2 separate regions of the Mus musculus genome follow, and region 2 is linked to region 1. Evidence: chromatin contacts called from ENCODE Hi-C or POLR2A ChIA-PET data. All regions are on one chromosome and are shown on one strand. Each heading gives the region's core, a stretch centred on a gene start or an enhancer-like site at or near the end of the contact. The rest is flanking DNA. Distances are from core to core; before and after follow the strand shown.

The links. A loop is a pair of places that touch in the nucleus more often than their neighbours do. ChIA-PET counts read pairs that join two places held with the same protein, here RNA polymerase II (POLR2A).
Region 2: a map of heart shows a loop between it and region 1 (2.8-fold over the local background). The contact joins two enhancer-like sites. A Hi-C loop is called at or near these places in 1 of 37 maps with a recorded cell type or tissue (heart). POLR2A ChIA-PET finds 5 or more read pairs at or near these places in 1 of 5 experiments (Patski).

The regions. Positions count from the first base shown.
Region 1 is chr2:61,136,765-61,144,319 of GRCm38, reverse strand. All of the region lies in intron 2 of Gm39833 (a long non-coding RNA gene), which reads right to left. Among named protein-coding and RNA genes, the nearest start is that of Gm39833, 13 kb to the right of the region's middle. Within about 2 kb of position 5,584, at least 1 of the 3 ENCODE cell types and tissues checked has a DNase peak (open chromatin) inside an H3K27ac peak, as active enhancers do; it is heart, where a contact is called at or near this core.
Region 2 is chr2:61,291,215-61,298,316 of GRCm38, reverse strand. No RefSeq gene overlaps it. Among named protein-coding and RNA genes, the nearest start is that of Gm26422, 14 kb to the right of the region's middle. Within about 2 kb of position 3,001, at least 1 of the 3 ENCODE cell types and tissues checked has a DNase peak (open chromatin) inside an H3K27ac peak, as active enhancers do; it is heart, where a contact is called at or near this core.

The sequences.
Region 1 (7,555 bases), core at 4,335-6,834:
CAGGACGTCTTGAAGAGCAGTCAATAATCTAAACCTCTAAACCACTGACCAGTGGTGGTGCACAACTTTAATCCCAGCACTTGGGAGGCAGAGGCAGGAGGATTTACGAGTTCGGGGCAGCCTGGTCTACAGAGTGAGTTCAAGGACAGCCAGGGCTACAAAGAGAAACACTGTCTAGAAAAAAAAGTGATTTATTTAAACAATGGAGTATTACTCAGCTGATAAAAATAATGACATCATGAAATTTACAGTCAAATGGATAGAACTAGAAAAAAATCATCCTGAGTGAAGTAACCCAACCCAGAAAGAGAAAAATGGTATGCACTCATGTATAAGTGGATATTACATGTAAAGTAAAAGACAATCATGCTACAGTCCACAGACCCAGAGAGGCTAAGCAACAAGAAGGGTGTAGCGTTTTGAATATGCTTGGACCAGGGAGTTGTGCTATTGGGAGGTTTGGCCTTGGTGGAGTAGGTGTGGGCTTGGTGGAGGAAGTGTGTCACTGTGGAAGGGGAAATAGAATAGATTTCTAGGGTGGATTGGAGGATGGCAGTTTGGGAATACAAAAGATTAGGTGGCAGGGTAGGGATACTGGAAGAAATTATTCAAATTAGGGAGCATTTTGTGGGCAAGGTACAATAGAAACACCATGGGATCTATGGGAGTAGCCTTAGCAAAGACTCTTAGTAGTAAGTGATATGGAGCCTGAATTGACTGTATTCTATAACCAGGAAAGGCTTCAAATGGAGGGGTTGGTACACCAACCTAGCCTTGAAAACCTTCAACCTAAAGTTTGTCCTGCCTGCATAGTATTCTGAGATCAGAGCCTAGCAGATCAGTATCAAAGAGAACAGAGAGACTTCTCCCAGCGACTGATGAGAGCAGATGCAGAGTACCACAATCAAACATTAGGCAGAGCTCGGGGAGTTCTACAGATCATGAGGAAGAAGGATTTGAGAACCCTGAAGAGTTCGGCACAAACCATGAGAACACGGCCCATAACATCAACTTACAGGGACTCATGGGAACTTGCAGAGACCAGGGAGACCTAGGTCTGACCTAGGTCTTCTGCATATATGTTATAGCTGAGTAGCTTGGTGTTCTGTGGGGACTCCTAATGGGGGAATAGGTCTGTCTCTCACTCTTGTCTACTTGTGAGACCCTTTTTTTCCCTACTGGGCTGCCCTGTCTAGCCTTGATGAGACAGCATGTGTTGTAGCCTGTGATGTGATGACCCTGGAAGCTCTGCTCTTTTCTGAGGGGAAATAGAGCAGGGGCAAATCCAGGGGAGAGAGGGGAGGCAGGAGGAGAGGCTGGGGGAAGAGTGGGAGGGGAAATTGCAGTCAGGATATAATATATGAGGAAAGAATATAAAATAAGAATAAATAATTTTAAAAAGCAAAAAAGTTCAAAAAATTAGTTTAAAAAAAAAAGAACAGATAAACTGAGTAAAGATAGCAAGAAAGATCTGAATGGAAGGTTTTCCTATGTGTGCAACAGTCAAGATTCTAACTTTCTAATTATTTTAAATTAACGTTTAAGTTAGCATATAAAGGGCTTCACTATAGCAATTTTACACACCTATATCTATTATATTTTTCTCTGATTAAAATTGTCAGTATTTGGACTTAGTTGAAGTAACCACCTCACAACAATTACGACGGCTAGGATCAAAGAAACAGAAACCAAAAAGTGCAGAAAAGGATGTAGGGAAATTGGAGCTTTTATACCTGGTGAAGATGGCAAATTTTCCCACAGCCAATGTGTTAAATAATATGGTGGACACTCTGAAATTCAGTAATAGAATTATATTATGAGCTATTAGTTGAACTTCTGAGTAAAGTCTTGAACACATACTTGTAACCCCATAGCACAAAGCTACCTAGGTATCCATAGATGGATGAAGCCATATAAAAGGGAAAGAATACAATTCAGTATAAGGAATACATTTTGCACTTGGTAAACATGGACAAACTCTAAGAATGTTATGCTAGGTGAAAAAGTAAGTCACAAAAAGACCAGTTCCGCAATTTTGCATGTATCAAGTCTCACGAACAGTCCATTTGTTGTGACCAAAGGTTGAGAGGTTCTTACCAGGAGCTTGAAGTAGGAGGTGGGGGGGGGGGGGGGGCATGTAGATGCTTAATGGATGCAAAATTTCAACTTTACAAGATGAAAGGAGTTCTGAAGATTAGTCACACAGAATTATGGGTATACCTAATAGCCCTGAAATACTCACTTAATGTAGTTAAATTAATAAATCTTATGTTGTAAGTATTTATTATATACAATTTGAATATTTTAACTAATGAAAGCTTTTTTGATCTCTATCATTTTGGAGCTTGCCCCAGAATTTATTCTCCTACAAACATTTTTTTATGGAATAAAAAATTTCTTCTAAGTTTGCAAAAGCACAACTTCTAATGAAACTTAATATTTATGCAGAACAGAGCTGGAGAATCTGACAGTTTTCCTTTATCCTTTTCTAACAATAATGCTGCATCCCATCACTGATACACACGCTAGGAAATGCCCACATAAAGGCCAGTGATCACTGCCACGTCAATGTCTGAAGGTATGCTTCTTGTGGCCATTACATTCAATATTTTACCTAGTAACTTTGAAATATATGCAAACTGTCACACAGATGTTTGCAGATGTGGTCCATTAGCGGTTAAAGAATGACAGTCCACAACATGGGAGACCTACTTCATCACTCCGTGCAGAGAGCTGAGCCTTCTCAATCTCTCGTTGAATAAATGGAAACCATTTTGCAATCGCTTCAGGTTACTGTTCACTTCAAACAAGAAAATCTGTATTAGTATTCCTACAGGGGATTTGTAATTTTAGTCTCACGAGTCCAACACATAACAGATGAACTACTTTTTAAAATACCCCCCACAGAGTTGATATTTGGGGGAAAAACATAACTTGCAGTTTAAAAATGCAAATACATTTATTTATTTTAAAAGAAGCAAAACGTGAAACGTCAGAATGGGCTGATGAGAAGCGAATGTTTCCCCGGTGCTGTTCATTTGTTTGCACTGGAGAGAAAGGCTCTGCTCACCAGGGCCACTTCACACAGCAGCGCTGACCTAAATTATCTTTTGCTTTCCATCTTGGTATTTGGCTGCACAAAAGAAATGTAAAAAAGAGAGAAAAGAATTTCTGCCAAACATTCGCCAAAAGTTGAGACTACTAATTCAGTAAGAATAACTTCATAGCTCTGTCATGCTATATTTGTTTGGATGGATGGATGGATGGATGGATGGATGGATGGATGGATGGATGGGCAGATGGATGGATCGATCAGTGGATTAATCAATGGATGGATGGATGGATGGATGGATGGATGGATGGATGGATGGATGGATGGATAGATTGATCCAGGAAGGGTCACATGTAATTGATATTTATTTACTTACTTAGACATGGTGTCATATAGCCCAGACTGGCCTTCAACTCCTAACTCTTTTGCATCCACCTGCAATTGCAGGCATCTGCTATCACTAACAACAACATCTGGCGTTGTTTTACAATGTCATGGCTTCATCAGCTCATTGTTAGAGCAGCATCATGGTTTAGATGACATAGTCTCGGCAGACAGGTGTAGTTTTGGAGGTGAAGTCCTTTGCTTCTACTTCTATTCTAACAATGAGGATGTGAGCCTCCAGCTCTCCTTAAAACCTTCTGCATTGCCAGGTCGTGATGGCGTACACCTTTAATCCCTGTACTCTGGAGGCAGAGGCAGGCCAGTCTCTGAGTTTGAGGCCAGCCTCCTCTACAGAGCAGGTTCCAGGTCAGCCAGAGCTACACAGAGAAACCCTGTCTTGAAAAAAACAACCGTCTTCTTTGTCTCCCTACCATCTGTTTCTATTATATATAATAAATATCACTGGAGCTTTCTTCCTAAGTTTCAAAGAAAAGGCAGAACAAAAAACCAAAATAATCAACCTCCTCTATCTCAACTTGAATTCTTTCTCTAATATTTCTTTTGTTTTTCCCTTTGAGCAATAGTTTTTATTTCTTCATCATTACAATTTACATTTCCCTGATTTGACTATAAAGCTCATGCAGAGCATAGCATAGCATATTTTATTTATTTATTTATTTATTTATTTATTTATTTGATATTTTCTTTATATACATTTCAAATGCTATCCCGAAAGTTCCCTATACCCTCACCCACTCACTCCTGCTTCTTGGCCCTGGCATTCCCCTGTACTGAGGCATATAATGTTTGCAAAACCAAGAGGCCTCTCTTCCCAGTGATGGCCAACTAGGCTGTCTTCTGCTACCTATGCAGCTTTCTTCCCCGGCATTTCTTTTCATAAATTGACATCATATAGGAATAAGATATGCAGTATACATTGTCACTAAATCATCCCTCCCCATGCTCTCCCAATGTCCAGTCTAATCCTAGTTTGTTTACTGTGTTCCTTCTCCACAAATCCAGGAGAACTGGGAAGACAGTTTATGGGGAGGGAAACAGAACTGAGAAAAGCTGGACTTCTCCTTTGCAGACAGTTGGTAGCAACTGGGGGGAAACTAAAACTCTTCACATACTCTTAGCTCATCCTAATGGTTACACTTTCCTGACTATCCAGCCAATGCCTAAAGCTGTTCACAAAACTTCTGGAAACTTAAAATCCCAAGCAGCGAGAGCTTGATAAATTGAAGACGCTCTTCACTTCCTCTCAAGAGCCTCGGAGCACCGAAAAACTCGCCGAGGAGAGCTACTGCAGCCGCTTTGCACAGCACATTTTTGCTGTAGAGATTTGGAGTGGTGTAGGTCGAAATTTTGACCCTAAGCACCGGGAAGTTCCCGCCCATGATGTGAATCCCGAGAAACATCTGGAGTCTTGTGCAGTGAATCTCTAAATCTTCATTTCCCCATGTGGTGCGCACACAGGTTGTACGTTATGATTTAATCAGCTGTCTTTAGAACAACAGGCACTTGGAATTCAAACACATTAGAAGGGATGGTGGTGTTTTGAGAGTAACAGCAGGACCACACTTCTGTCCCAGAGCAGCCCTGGCCGAGAGTTCCTAGGATCCTTTTACACTTGTACAAAGTAAACTTTCCTTCCTTTGGTCAAAGGGACAGGGCATGCGCTATCTCAAAGAAAATCCACTGCTCTTGCGCCTCGTGACTCACCCAGAGACTTGGTTCAACATTAGGTCACCGTGGAACACTGACTGTAGCAGAAACACATAAAGTCTCCAAACGGGGGAGAGGAGGACGCTATTCCGGAATCCTGTTGCCAGAGTAACATAAACCCAGTGTGTTTTCACAAGGAAATGAGTCACTTGTTTCTGTTGGCTAAAACTCTGTTTTCTTTAATTTCATATTTTAGCTTGTTTAATATATGCCGAAAGAGCCCAGGGTTTCCAGTTTTCAGACTGGGATAACTTGCTAATTAAAAGCTCAACAGAGGGTTTTGCATGGCAATTAAACCAAAGGGGATAAAAGGAACACTCTGGCAAGCAGAAGCACACAGGGAACCAGAACGGGGAAGCAAGAGCACTCAGGGCACAATCAGCTGTCCAGAGGGAACAGGAGGGGGATGTGCACCAGGAGGCCCCCAGAAGAAAACAACTCCAAAAGTCATCCACTGGAATGATACAGCACCCTCAGACCAAGTTAACATCTCCTTACCCGGATTCACTGGGTACTGGCATGTTTTTCTTTCTTTTAGATGGTCTACATTAGAAGGCATAGGAGTCACAAGGGCCACGAGATGCAGACTGGAATATAGGCAAGGAAAGGGAGAGCAACCATCTATGGGGCATCAGGAAGCAACAAGGACTGCGACATTCAGCAGAAAAGTCCTCAGTGTTTGGTATAGATGGCATGCATCTGGTGGTTGGGTTTATCCTGTGGGGTTCTAGATGAGGCTTTTTTTTTTCCTGAGATGCTAAAATATCATTTCTCAGTTTCCTAGGAAGGCTATCGTGTGTGTGTGTGTGTGTGTAATAAAAAAAGGTCAACCTTCCCTTAGACTTACTGTAAGTATCATACAGTTAGTTATATACAGAGCATCCCAGTAACAAAGAGGAGAGAGGGGGTGGGGGAAGGGGAGGGGAGGGGAGAGGAAAAGAGAGAAGGAGGGGAGGGGAGGGGAGGGGAGGGGAGGGGAGAAGAGAAGAGAAGAGAAGAGAAGAGAAGAGAAGAGAAGAGAAGAGAAGAGAAGAAAGAGAAGAGAAGAGAAGAGAAGAGAAGAGAAGAGAAGAGAAGAGAAGAGAAGAGAAGAGGAATCAGACCTGGATAATTTTTAAATGCCATCAGAGAGACTGGAGGAATAAATAGGGAAATGAAGCTTCAGTGTAAGGAAAGAAAGCTGGCTGATAGCCTTGGTTATAGGCAACAGTAGGGAAGCCAAAGGAAGAGGGGATTGGGGACAATATCTATAGTGATAGGATCCTTAGGAAGTCAAATGTTCCCATAAGGCAATAAGTGGAGGGTTGGTTTCAGGGGCTGCAGAAGAGATTCTTATCTACAAAGTAGGTAGTACTGACCTACTTACTCAAATGTTATGAAAAGCAAGCACTAAAACCCACCCGTAGTTATACAAGCTGACCATGTATTTGAGGAAAGACTAGCAGAAGGGGAAGTGGAAGCTGTATTTAGTATTTGACTTCCTTTCTAACATTTTTACTTGATATTCAATGCTAGGCTCCAACACCAGTATTTAAGATTCATAGAAAAGCTTTCTCCTCTAAACCAGAGAGTCCTCATGGCTTCCTCATTTCTGCCAACGTTGCTATCATTCTGTCTGTCTGTGTGACAATCTGTGTGACAATCTCAGACTCCAGAGCCGCCTCTGAGTCTTCCCTTCCCTTCCCTTCCCCCCTCTACCCTGCATTCCCTCCTTCTTATCTCCTTATCTCCTTCTCTGCTTCCCTTCCTCCCTCTCTCCCTCCCTCTCCCCCCCCCACACCCCCACATCCTATGTGTCTGATCACTCACCACCTCACCACACTTACAGGGTTTTGTGTAGTATTCTATTATTCTATTGTGTAGACATGCCTTCTTGACTTTTTTTTTTTTTTTTTTTTTTTTTTTTTTTTTTTTGTAGCCAAGTCCGTCCTTGTCCAGAACCCTGGCTGTCACTTCACAGCTCATTTATCACAGCCATTTTCTAACTGGTCTCTGCCTGCAGTCACTCACTCCTGCAATCCATCCTAGTGGTTACTGCAGATGGGCTGTTGTGAAATTCCACTAAACATGTGGGGTGGGGCTGTGGGGAGCTCAATCCTGCTCAAAGCTACCATGACATCCAAGTTTAGGTATGCAAACTAGTGCTCAAGTTCTCCATATTAATAGTTCCTCATTCACCCAGCTTCATCTTCCATGCCTCTCATCTGAAATCCTTCTCTCTGAGCATGTCACTCCCTCTCCTTTCTCCCCTCCCCCCACTTAAAGATGCTCCTCCCCCTGGAAAATAGCCCCACCCATTTCATTCCTACACTCTCAGGTCTCACCTCGCTGACCAGCTCCCTCCTCCCCAAAGCTTGCAGGTATTCTGCGCCATAATCCAGCTTATATTTA
Region 2 (7,102 bases), core at 1,752-4,251, 160 kb before region 1:
CACATAAGCCCAAGGATCTGAGCTCAGCACAAAGGAAAGCTGGTGTAGAACTGCAGTCCCAGGGCTGGGGAGGTGGAGAGAGGAGGATCCATAGAGCTTGCTTGATATCTAGTCTAGCTGAACCTGAACTTCAGGTTCACTGAGAATCTGCCTGGGGCGATGCAGGAAGTCCATGCACACCTGTGCACACACATACCACTGAGGAGAGAGAGAGAGAGAGAGAGAGAGGGGGGGGGGAAGGGGAAAGGAGAGGGGGAGAGGGGATGGAGTAGGGGAAGGGAAGGAGAGTGGGAGGAGGAGAATGAATGAGAAGTGACCTCCATATTTTATGAGAATCATTATGGGTTGAGCAGGACCAAACCTCCTCTGTGAACTCACCTTTCTGTGTCACAGTCTCTCAGTTCCTCAAGCATCTCTACCTGAAACACCTAAGCTGGTTCTGCCTCTGGAAATCCTCAAACTTAGTGTTTCCTCTGCTCTCAACTGTCTCCTAGGTCCCTCTGCTATTGTTTAGGTTTCAACTCAGTGGTACCTCCATAGTACAGCCTGTCCCAGCCACTGTCGCAAAGAAGTGTCTCTACTCTCCTCCTACTTTGTGGTCTTTTATTTATGTGGCCTTTTCCTTGGCAAAGTCTTCCTGTGTAGGCCTGGGTGGTGTGGAGTTTCCTATGTAGACTAGGCTAACCTCCACCTCACAGAGTTGCACCTGCCTCTGCTTCCTGAACACTGGGGTTAAAGGTGTGCACAGCCACACACACCTTTTGTGTTGGTTTCTCATTGATTTTCTACTTCATTTTCAGAACAGGAAAGGAAGCTCTCTGTAGGTGGGGCTTCTGTGTCATTATGACCTGTTGTATTCTGAGCAGAGCCTGGTCCTTTGTAAGCAATCAATACAGATTTGTGGGACAAATTCAAACGAGACTTTTCACCACCACTGGCTTTGGGCCAGTGATGGAGCAATGGCTTTTAAAAAAAAAGAAATCTGGGCGATTGTGATCTTAACCTTGGAATGGAACATCCAGCCCAGCGATTAATCAAATGTGAGAACAGGAAAGGACGTTTCCTGACATGCTGGAACCAGAACCTGTATTTCTCTTATCTCTTCCTTGAGAAGCTGAGATGTTTCCACTTAAAAGAAGGACTGAAAGGAGCGACAGAGAGATGCAGGGATCTAGAAAGCACTGCGGTACAGGAAGCAGACAGCTCAGCCAAAGGACTTGGGGAGTGGGCGCGGGGGTGTACGTCCATCGGGAAAAGGAGTGGCTGATAAGACAGGTCATTTGAAAACAAAACATCAACAAAAACAACAACAAAACCAAGGTAAACACGTGGAAGGTAGACTATTTAGAAGTGTTGATTTCAGAATCACAAAATGTGATTGAAAATGCATTGTGTGGAGAAAATGGGTTGCTGGGGTGAAATCTCCGCTTAGCATAAGAAGAAGTTAATGTCTAAAATCAACAGTTAGGGACTAGCAGTTTATGTCTATAATTTGAAAATAGAAAGGTCGGCTTGCGTAACTCCTGTGAACTAGCTGAGAGAATTATGGACAGTGAGCTCTGGTGGGTTGAGCCATAGAGTGGAGAGAATGGAGTTAGGCAGTTGGCTAGTTTTCTTCTCAGTCTTTCAGGGTCGTCCTGCCATATGACTGGTGAAAAGCCATTGGGCTTTCGCTGTCTCCATCCTCCCTCCAAATGGAGAAGCTGAATAGCTTTCCGTCTGCCTCACGGATGACACTAGGTCTGTGATAAGCCTTAAAGGTTTAAAAGACAAATGGTATAATGCACTTCACAGTGATGGCTTAGAAATTATATAGTTATACTGGGGGTGGGGACAGGGTAGGAGAGAGAGGGGACAGAGAGGGAGGGAGAGAGAGAGGAAAAAGCACAGTTAAGAGAGCCAGTGAAAAAGATGTGTCTGGGAATTATTGGTAGATTTGGACCACAAGAAGCTTAAATTCTTCTACTAGAATTCCCAATTGGCCTACAGCAGGGATGCTCATGGGAAGATAAAAATTATGCCTGAGGTGGAAGACTTCGGGAAAAGTCTTTTAAATATTAACCAGGCTCTTTGAAGTGAATTTGGAAATATTGAAAACTAACTAACAAAGAACGTACTTTTGAGAGCAGTGGTTTAGACAAGGGTAGAAATGACTTTTATTTTCATAATGGATTCTGAAAGCAAATAGACATTTTTTTAAATAAAATATGAAAAGATGATAGTTTAGTTTTGTGTTTCTGATGGCAGAGAGAAACACAATAAGAAAAATAACCCTACTAAACAACAACTTTCAACTTCCATCAGAGCCAAAGAGGACTTGAAATGTAAACGTTTTGACATTCGTAAAATGAAGCATCTTTTGTTATTTGATATCACCGTAAATAGTACCCCATTCCTAACTCAACAGTTGTTCTTAATACAATACAAAGTTGCTTCATTTTTGCTGTTATTGGGCAACTCGGACAGGGTGATTCAACAAGTCCTTGCTGACTAACTTTACCCACGGGAGTGGATTAAACTGACCTTATTCTCAGTGGGTGAGGAGCCTGTTCCCAAGGCATATAAAAGCAGGCGAGTGTCTGCCAAACCCTACTTCCTTCCTGAGTCATTTTAGATATAAACATCCTTGGCTGCAGCTAGAGAGGGGATGAGAAATGGATTTGAAAGATAAATGGGGCAAGAAGATAAAAAAGAAATTACAGCTGCTATTTTAGTGAGTGGTAAAAAGTGAATATTACCTTACTTTTCTGTTTTATGGTTGAGAAAGAGCAAATAGGAAATGCCTTCTAGATAGGCCGAGGGAGGGTCTCCTGGGGACTGTTACCAGTTATCTTCTGGATAAGGCAGTTCTGGGAAAGGAATGCAGGCCTGGTGCCACAGCCAGTCAAAACAGAATACAACTAAACAAACAAACACAGTGTCTGCATATTGCCAGAGTTTAGGATCCTGGATGTGATGGAAACTTTCTGGCTAACATGTCTCCATTTTGCTCACCTCTCCTCACTCCTGTCCCCCTGTCTGCACGGCAGGAACCAGTCCTCCAGACTCCACCTTTTGATTGCAAGCCCTGGATGTGAGATAGGGCCTTTTCTTCTTTTTCCTGTAAACTGTGGTTTCGTGGAGAATTAGTTCCCTTTGGCTGTGAGGCTCTAATAAAGGGAATTTGAAGCTGTATTGGAGCCTTTCTTCTGGCCTGTGAAAGACAGCTGATTTGAGACCATAAAAACCAAACAAGAATACTGAGAAATCTCAGAGTGGCTGCGTCTGTATCCCTGCGTTTGTATCCTTTCATAGGCTGTTGTGTTTTAGGTTTACCTCATTACCCCACAACCCCCTTTAACTTAAAATGGCTTCAATTAGGTCTCAGATTAGGATGCAAAGCTGCATCCTGCCTGAAGATAGGGTAATGAGAGGGAAGGAGTCAGTGGCCGCTTTTAAGATGCTCTGACACTTGTCAGGGGACATTATATAATGGGAGCCTTGGCTTTCTCTTGTGACTTGCTGCTAGCTGCTGAAAAATAAATGGTTACACCAGGAGACATAAAAAGAAATATTACACACACACACACACACACACACACACACACACACACACACACACACGTAGTTTATATATAGTGTAGATATTCCAAAGAAAACTGTATACTAAGATGCACAATTTGATGAGTTTGAAGGTATTAGGTCACCTATGAACTATCACCAAATTAAAATTAACAAGCATGTCTACCTCTCTCAGAAGACTTCTTGTAGCTTTCACAGTTTCTCCGCTTACCTCCTAACTCACCCCAGTCCCCAGCTAGACAATGAACTGCCTTCATATAAATAAAATTATCTTATTTGTTTTCCCTTACTACTTTTTAAAAAATATTTTATTAGGTATTTTCCTCATTTACATTTCCAATGCTATCCCAAAAGTCCCCCCCCCACTCCCCTACCCACCCACTCCTACTTTTTGGCCCTGTACTGGGGCATATAAAGTTTGCAAGTCCAATGGGCCTCTCTTTGCAGTGATGGCCGACTATGCCATCTTTTGATACATATGCAGCTAGAGTCAAGAGCTCCGGGGTACTGGTTAGTTCATAATGTTGTTCCACCTATAGGGTTGCAGACCCCTTTAGCTCCTTGGGTACTTTCTCTAGCTCCTCCATTGGGGCCCTGTGATCCATCCAATAGCTGACTGTGAGCATCCACTTCTGTGTTTGCTAGGCCTGGCATAGTCTCACAAGAGACAGCCATATCTGGGTCCTTTTAGCAAAATCTTGCTAGTATATGCAATGGTGTCAGCATTTTTTCCCTTACTACTTATTGATTTAGGGTATAGATTTTTTTTTAAGCAACAGAATTATATGATTCATTCATGACGGATATATCCACTGTCTCTGTCTCTTTGTCTGTCTCTGTGACCCTCTCTCTCTTTACCTCCACTCCATTGTCTGGTATTTTATGAAACACAATGATTTTTTTTTAATCTATTTACTACTTAAAAACATTCAGATTATTTACAATAAAGAGTGTTAACAAAAAGTTGCTGTGACATTTCTGCATGCTTTGGGGATGTGCTTTCATTTCTCCTGGATACATATGTAGCCATGGAGACAATGAGCCTTAGAGGTTAGGTTTGAAGTTGGTTTTGATTTTGCTTAGTTTTTTTTTTTTTCTAGCAGCAGAGTATTGAAGTCTCCTCCTCCCCAGCATTTGACATTGTCCACTTTTCTGTTCAGCATCTAGGATGACACCATGTGCCTCTGATTTTCGCTTTAAGTACTAATGATCTTGAACAGTGTCTCATGCTTGTCTGCTATTCTGACACCTTCTTTGAAGGTGACTTATCTGTTTAAACCTTCAAATGTGGATGGTTCTTTAAGAACTTAAAATAGTTTTCCTTAGATATAGCTTTCACACAATAAATTCACTCATCGTCAATCTACAGATCAACTGTTGTGACATTCTCACATAGCTGTAACTACAGCACCACAATTAATTTTAGCACAGCATCTCTATCAGGTCCAAAGGTTTTCTCTTATACATTTTTAGTCAGTTTCCATTCTTATCTCTATCCCATGCACACACACATTTTCTTTCTGTTTCTGCAGATTTGTCTACACAAGGCTATGGCTCTGATCCAGTGCTGTTTCAACCCCATTCCAGCCTCTCCATCTGAGATCCTTCACCCTGCTCTCTGGGGGTCATCATTATTCATGATCAGTAAGATTTTTCTCCATGCCCACTAACTCTTCTGCCTTCTTTAAAACCTTCCTCTGTCCTTAGGAGACACCTTATCCTATGGCCCTTTCTGATCAGCATTACACCCACCCACATATGTGCACAGGCACACCATACTAGTCCATTAAGGTTAGGAGGTAAACTTGGTGGTGTGTCATCTATGTCACTCTCTTTGCTTCACCTAGGCTTCCCCTACTTTGATAACAAACAAAATGAGATTTGGATCATTTGACCTTCCCAGTCTTCTACTGTGTACTGTAATACCCTTCATCTTCTGTATTAACTGAATGCCCACCTCATGCAACTTCTTTGCTCCTGATTCCACCCAACTCCCCAATGTCTGCCTTCTCCATCACTCTCTGGTCACTTCTTCCAAAACCACACTCTGTCACTTGTCGCCACCTCTGAAATTACCTTTTCGAACATTCCTCTTGCTGACAAGTTCCCAACCTTCCAGCTTGTTTGGTAAAGTACCTTTTCCTCAAGTGTTCTTTCCCCTCTTCAGGACTTCCCAAACATCACTCAGCAGACACTTGCTGAAGGATCAGTCACCTCCTGTTTACACACAGTCACTCCCTACAGCACGGTCCTTGCAGCATTATCTTACACCCTTTTGACAAGGTACTGTAACGGAATAACTGTGTACTTCCTCCTCACAAAGATTAATTTGCCTTTCATTTTCTAAAATGGAAGAAAAGAGACATAGAGAAAGAAAGAAAAAGAGAGAGAGAAAGAGAGAGAGAGAGAGAGAGAGAGAGAGAGAAAGAAAGAAAGAAAGAAAGAAAGAAAGAAAGAAAGAAAGAAAGAAAGAGAGAGGGAAGGAAGGAGGGAGGCAGGAAGGAAGAAGAAAGGGAGAGAGAGAGAAAAAGAAAGAAAGAAAGAAAGAAAGGAAGAAAGGAAGGAAGAAAGAAAGAAAGAAAGAAAGAAAGAAAGAAAGAAAGAAAGAGGGAAGGAGGGAGGGAGGCAGGAAGGAAGGAAGAAAGGGAGAGAGAGAGAAAAAGAAAGAAAGAAAGAAAGAAAGAAAGAAAGAAAGAAAGAAAGAAAGAAAGAAAGGAAGGAAGGAAGAAAGAAAGAAAGAAAGAGAGAGGGGGAAGGAGGGAGGGAGGGAGGAAGGAAGGAAGAAAGGGAGAGAGAGAAAAAGAAAGAAAGAAAGAAAGAAAGAAAGAAAGAAAGAAAGAAAGAAAGAAAGAGGAGGGGAGGGGGGGAGGGGAGGGGAGGGGAGGGGAAGGGAGGGGAGGGAGCTGGCTTCAGAATGCCACTACACACCCTTACCTTCTGTAAGCCCAGGCAAGAAAGGGTCCAGGTTTCATATACTCATGATCTCAAACATATATGTAGCCTTCAATCTCCTGATGACATTTGTCTATCATTCCTTCCCAAAGCCACTTTTGAACTCATCTCCCTTCCTCCAAGCTCATTCCTGAGTAGTGTGTGCCCCTTTTCTCAGTGCCTGGCTTGAGTCTGTTCTTCATATCACACATTAAAACCATTAGACACAGAGTTCCTAAATATCCTTATCCTATGACCCCATCTAAGGCTCTACCACAAAGGATTTACACCCCACCACAAACACACACACACACACACACACACACACACACACACACACACTTAGCACTCAGTTACAATGCAGAGGACATTTGTCCCTTAGTAGTTCCTTGTGTTCCCTGGACTTTATACGTAGCTACTTTCTTAGGAACTCTTAATTTATTCTGTCTCTCACATCTATCTTTAATTTTTTTTACCCAGTTCTTCCTAGTAGCATTTAAAAATATGGCAGCCACTTTCATCTTAGGAAAACACTCCCTTTTCACCCCTTAAAAACTGTATACAGCCGGGTATATATATACAGTGGGTGGCCCATGCCTTTAATCCCAGC